Linked DNA regions of Mus musculus: region 2 is linked to region 1. Evidence: chromatin loops called from intact Hi-C (ENCODE). Cell type or tissue: gastrocnemius. All regions are shown on one strand. Links, peaks and the distances in the headings refer to the core of each region. The heading gives the core; the rest is flanking DNA.

Region 1 (2,816 bases), core at 257-2,756:
TATGATTCTGCTAAAGAACATAGTAATGAACTTCTCTGAGCGCTTACCTTTACATCATACATTAGTGAATGGCCCACTGCTGTCAGAGATACTCCTTTTGCAGCCGACAACAGCAGAGACCCAGACTCAGTCAGAGAGTAAGACTGTGGCGTGCTCAGCCCCAGATAGGTCATCTACACCACAGCCATCCACTCAGGGCTCAGGGCCATTGAGGATAAAGTATTAAAAGGAAGAAATGATTGATATCTGAAGCAAATTGTATGGGCTAGTCGCGACAATGAAGATGCGTGTGTAAGCTCACAGGGGTTGGGACTTGTAGTACAAGACCTGTGAGATCAGGCCAGCCAAAGTCCCACCGTGAACGGGGAGGAGATCAGTAAGCCCCTCCCCTATCTGAGAGGGCTATGAGCAACTGATGGCTGCTAGGAGAGGATACCCACTCTCCAGGAAATGGTCCCAAACCGATGCACATATAAGTTACAGCAACTGGACTCAGTAGGTATTGGGGGGAGGGGGTTGGGGGAGGGTGGTTACGGGGAGAGAATTAGAGGGAAGGAATGGTGGCAGGGAGATCTGATCAGAACACATATATGAATATAATGATATAAGTTGTGCATTCTGGTTCACTCCTTGATCCTAGCACTCAAGAAGCTTAGGTAACATAAGGAACTTCAAGTTCAAGGTCAGCCTGTGCTATACTACAAGATCCTATTTCAAAATAAATATGAAAATATACAAACAAAATAAAAAGTGTGCCTTAATATTACTTGAGGAAGATACAGCAAGTGTCTAGAATATAAACAGTCAAGGGAATCACAAATGTATCCCAGGCCTTTGTGGACCAGGACCTGTCTGTGAGCCAGGGTCAGCCAGCATCCACTCAAACTGTTCAGAGACTAGAGGACAGGAGGTCAGCACAGAAAGCAGGGCCAAAGGTCACTTAGCCTTTGACAAGAAAAGGTTACATGTGAAGGAGAAACAGCAGAAAATGGAGTAAACCCCACTCCCCCACATACACGCACACTGATACCCATTTTTGGCCTCTTCTATCGACATATGTGAGGACCACAAATTAAGAAATAAATGACCTTCTGGGCTATAGTTGTAGGCACTGTGGAACTCTGCTTAATCTGCTCCATCCAAGCAACAAGTTGCAGCCGCGCCTTTAAAGACAGTGGAAAGATGTTTGTGGAACCAAATGTGACTTTCTTCTGCAGCCATAATGTGAAGTCACTGGAGGAGTGTGTGGACTTGAACGGAGGCACAAAGAAAAAGCACCTGAAAGGGACAGGGCCGCTCTGCAAGCCGAGGATGAGAATCACTGCAGGAAAAGTACCTTCAAGTTTCCCAGAGGAGAATCTGTTAGCACCACCCCGACTTGTGCAGTCCTTCCAAGAATGTTAAGCAGACCACTTTGTTCAGTACAGAGCCACAATGGAGGCTAAAATCACTATTGCTGATGACTAAGTTAGCTATTTTAATAAACTGACTTAATCCGCTGCTAAAAAGAGAAATAAACAAACTGACAAGTCTGGCTGCTAGCCCATGGTAGTCCGTGCCAGTGCATGAAGGCTTTAGACTTAGAAGGTCCTCCAGGTTCCCTAAGTCCCCTGCACCCGTGAGCAAAGCACATTAAAGTCATGGAGAGGAAGTGTCTGTGGGAAGAGAAACACAGTATGGGGGCAAGGATGCTGATGTAGGCCTAGGCAGGTGGGTATCACTGCCTGAGTGACCTTCAGCCACATCTCTTGTGTGTGTTTGGAATAGCCTGCCTGAGGCCTGGCCCTTTCCTGAGCCTCTGTGCAGAGGGGTGATGGCAGGGGAACGTCACACTGCTCGCTATCCACTTGTGTACAGATGTCTAAATGAAACTACAGACTATAAGGGGCCATCACTGCTTACAACTTTGTGTATGCCCTTCAGTACAGGGTGCGTCCTTGTCCTCTCTAGATCTAGATGACATGCTAATAGCAGCTAGCTTGTTGAGTGACACCAGATTGTTAGTGACATTAATTATAACAATTAGTAAAGAGCAAATCAAAATGATAAAATGCCATCTGACATCATGGTGACACAAGTGAATGTCAGCACAACCCTGCAAAGCACTATGGGAATGGCAGTTGGGTACTGTGCACTGCAGTGTCCATCAGGCCTTTACGGTGCCTGGCAGCAAGCCTGCACATGACATCCCAGGAAGGGGCTGGAGAATAATGGCAGAGCCGGTGGGTGTTTGGCATGCACAGCCTCCAATCTCAGAAGTTTCTCTGTGTCTTGAGAGATGCTGCTCAGGACTCAGACTAAGTATTCTCAACACCGGGATCCTGCTCAACCCCACAAATGCAGCTGTGAAACAGGTGTGGCAGTACATGTCTGAAACTTTAATGTTTTTTCAATCCTTAATTTTAATAAGGGTTTTTTAATGCTTTCATCTCGCTTCTAGCCCACCACCCACCAGAGGTAGTGGAAAAGAAAGGATACAGGAAAAATGGACCTGTTTAGAAAGGTTCTTTTGAGCAAATCCCATCTGTGTTGTCAGAAACAGATCAGCAGCTACAGCTAGATCCACTCGCTAACACTTCAACAATCCAGTTTAGTAGGGTCGGGATAGCAAACACGAATCAGCAGCTGTGGCATGACCTAGCAGAGACAGCCAAGCCTCAGCCTTGACATAAGTCAGCAGGAGGAACCCGGAGGGACGCTAGGAAAAGTTCTCAGCTGTGTCTCTCTCAGCAAATTGAAGATCAGTGACGACTCAAGACCAAAAATCATTGCACAGCTAGCTCTATAAGCAAGTCTAAGCCCAGCCTCCATCACTG
Region 2 (2,816 bases), core at 213-2,712, 54 kb after region 1:
GGGCCTTGCCACTCCTGCACTCAAAGCACTGTACATCTTCCACAATGCTCATGCACTCCATCTTGCAGATGAAACCCTGGTGAGCAGTGTGCGTGGTCCAGCATTTGCCTCAGACAAGATCCCAGGCCCTACACTCCAGGGTGAGTTCTCATCCGCAGATCCGCCCCCTGGTAGACTTGCTGCCAGTGCCACTGTGTGTAACCTCAGCTCCCCAACACATGGATCCTAGAATAATTATGTGAAAGGAGGAGTCTCCTCTGCCAAGGACGAAGCAGCTTTTCCTTAACAGGGCTTTTAGCAATATTTGACTCTCTGTATAAGTGTTACTTTGAATTTTTTAATAAGATTAATCACAAGACTTTGTGACAGATTCTCTATCTGGAAGGGAACTTTATGAGCCAGTGTGTCCACATCTCAGACGCGTTCTCAAGCACAGGTGCTGGAGTTCTGGACGCTCCAATTCAAGCTCAGAAGGACCTGGCACCATGCGGCTGAGTGAAAATGTGTGAGGGGCCTATGGGAAATCTGTTTTGACCAACACAAGATATGACATCAGTCTTCATTTCTCTTTTCTCAGTGGGAAGACAGTCCTAGGATCTGAAAACAATCCTGAGGACCCCCATCCATAGACCATGACTAACTAGACCACAGGCTGGCAAGAGGCAGAGGCTATATTACTAAATATCAAAAACACTTTTAAGAGATGGGGTCTCATGTACCTCACGTGTCCTAAAACCCGTCAGGTAGCTGGTAACAACCGTGAATCTCTGGCTCTCCTGGGATTCGACCCGTGTCACCAAATCCAGTCCATTCGGTGCTGGAAATCAAATCCAGGACCTGGTGCACTGAACTCCACCATCCCAGCTATAGCCACAGCCCCGAAGGTTACAATCAGACGCCACCTATGCAGTAACAAGGAGGAACCTTTCAAACATCAGGTTATACTGTCTGTGGTGAGCACGGGAAAGCACAGACTCAGTAGGAAGCACATTAGGAAGCATCGCCCACATCCCTCACTGTGCAGCAACCATGACGGTGGGAACCTGTGATGGAGAACAGGGAAGCAGTTTTCTCTACAGAAAGCTAAGTCTGTCTGGCCTCTCTTTATCAGTGCAGTGAGGGCAGGAGTCTGAAGGTGTCAGTTCTAAGGAAGGCCCGACACTACCCTGCTCACTTGAACTTCTGACCCCCCCCTCCACTTCTTCCCCACTAAGGCTACAGTTGTCCCACCCACCCACCCCCATATACCACACAGTACACAGCAGAGACAGAGGTGCTTCTAAACCTGCCTAATCTTCAACCCCTTAATACATGTTGTGGTGACCCCCAACCATAAAATTTTGTTGCTACTTTTTATAACTGAACTTTTACTAGTGTTAGGAATTGTAATGTAAATATGGATCTGTGACCCCCCCCCCCCCAGAGGGGTCTTGACACATCTTGACAAGTTGAAAACTGCTCCACTGGGGCTCTGCAGCAGAGAGAGCCTATCAGCTGCTCACCTCCCACCACTGGCCTCAATCAGGGCACCCACTGAGCCATAGGAAGGGACCGACTGAGTGAGTCTGTTGTGTAGCTGTTTCCATGACAGGGAAACACTGCATATCCCAGGGAAGATTCTTACGACAGAAAGTAAACAACTCAAAATAGCTTCAGAGTCCCTGGAATTGACCAGCTTCACTAGGCCTTTTCTTCCCCCCAGAGTAAATGGTAAAGGGAGAGTCACTCTCAGAGGAGCTGTTAAGAAAACAGACAGCTGGGCATGGTAGTGCAAGCCTTTAATCCCAGCACTCAAGAGGCAGGAGCAGGCCAGCCTGCTGTACAGAATGAGTTCTAGGACAGTCAGGGCTACACATATGAGAGGTGGGTGCAGGGGGAGGGGACTGAGACAAGTCAAGCGGCTGAGCTACCTGGAAAGGACACTCTCAGTTCTGAGTCAGTTCTGTGCCTGTAAGCAACTCACCCATACTCCTGCTGTAAGTAATTCCAGTAAAACTCACTAACTCACCCAGTTGGATTTTAGTGGTTTCCATACTTCGGTCTATCATGGGACTCCCTATCAGGAATGAATAGGGCTGTTCTCGTGTTTTCTCTCCCCCTCCCTCTCTCCTCTCCCCCCTCTCCCCATCCCCCCCCTCCTCCTCCTCCTCTGTGTGTGTGTGTGTGTGTGTGTGTGTGTGTGTGCACATGTGCGTGCTGCATCTCCCAGAAAAAGCAGTCATATAACAGGCTATGGCTGTCACTTCTGATCTCCTAGAAATCCCTGCGGTCAATTAATTTTATTTCCTCCCAAAAAATATGCCAATGAGTGGGAGAAGAGCCATGAAAGGAAGAGAACAGAAAGGATCGTCTGACATCATCAGCAGAGATTTACTGGGTGATCCACCAGTGTCAGTGAACTGGGATGGCAGTGATGCAGGTGGGCACCAGAGGTGGAAAAGTAGCTGGCATCACTGTAAAACTTCTGGCTTTTATATGTTTTTCTTTAAAAAAAAAAAAAAAAGGACTTATTTTTATGTATATGAGTACACTGTAGATGTACACATAGTTGTGAGCCATCATGTGGTTTCTGGGAATTGAGTTCAGGACCTCTGCATGCTCCAGCCCCACTCGCTCCAACCCTGCTTGCTCTGGCCCAAAGATTTATTATATGTAAGTACACTGTAGCTGTTTTCAGACACACCAGAAGAGGGTGTCAGATATCATTACATACGGGTGGCAGTGAGCCACCATGTGGTTGCTAGGATTCGAACTCAGGACCTACGGAAGAGCAATCAGTGCTCTTAACCACTGAGCCATCTCTCCAGCCCCTATAT

What was found. Hi-C counts contacts between places; a loop is a spot of excess contacts. Peaks named below come from ENCODE experiments on the same cell type or tissue, not always from the same donor. Only the 100,000 strongest peaks of a DNase experiment are listed, where the experiment ranks them.
Region 2: a loop joins it to region 1, with 4 times the contacts of the local background. A loop is called at or near these places in 4 of 42 quality-filtered maps.

Annotation. Positions count from the first base shown.
Region 1 is chr11:119,719,556-119,722,371 of GRCm38, reverse strand. All of the region lies in intron 3 of Rptor (regulatory associated protein of MTOR, complex 1), which reads right to left. Among named protein-coding and RNA genes, the nearest start is that of Rptoros, 110 kb to the left of the region's middle. In gastrocnemius, for the core only: no CTCF peak of the experiment used is centred there; no DNase peak of the experiment used is centred there; H3K27ac peaks cover 1,956 bases.
Region 2 is chr11:119,665,633-119,668,448 of GRCm38, reverse strand. All of the region lies in intron 2 of Rptor (regulatory associated protein of MTOR, complex 1), which reads right to left. Among named protein-coding and RNA genes, the nearest start is that of Rptor, 64 kb to the right of the region's middle. In gastrocnemius, for the core only: no CTCF peak of the experiment used is centred there; no DNase peak of the experiment used is centred there; H3K4me3 peaks cover 534 bases; H3K27ac peaks cover 2,065 bases.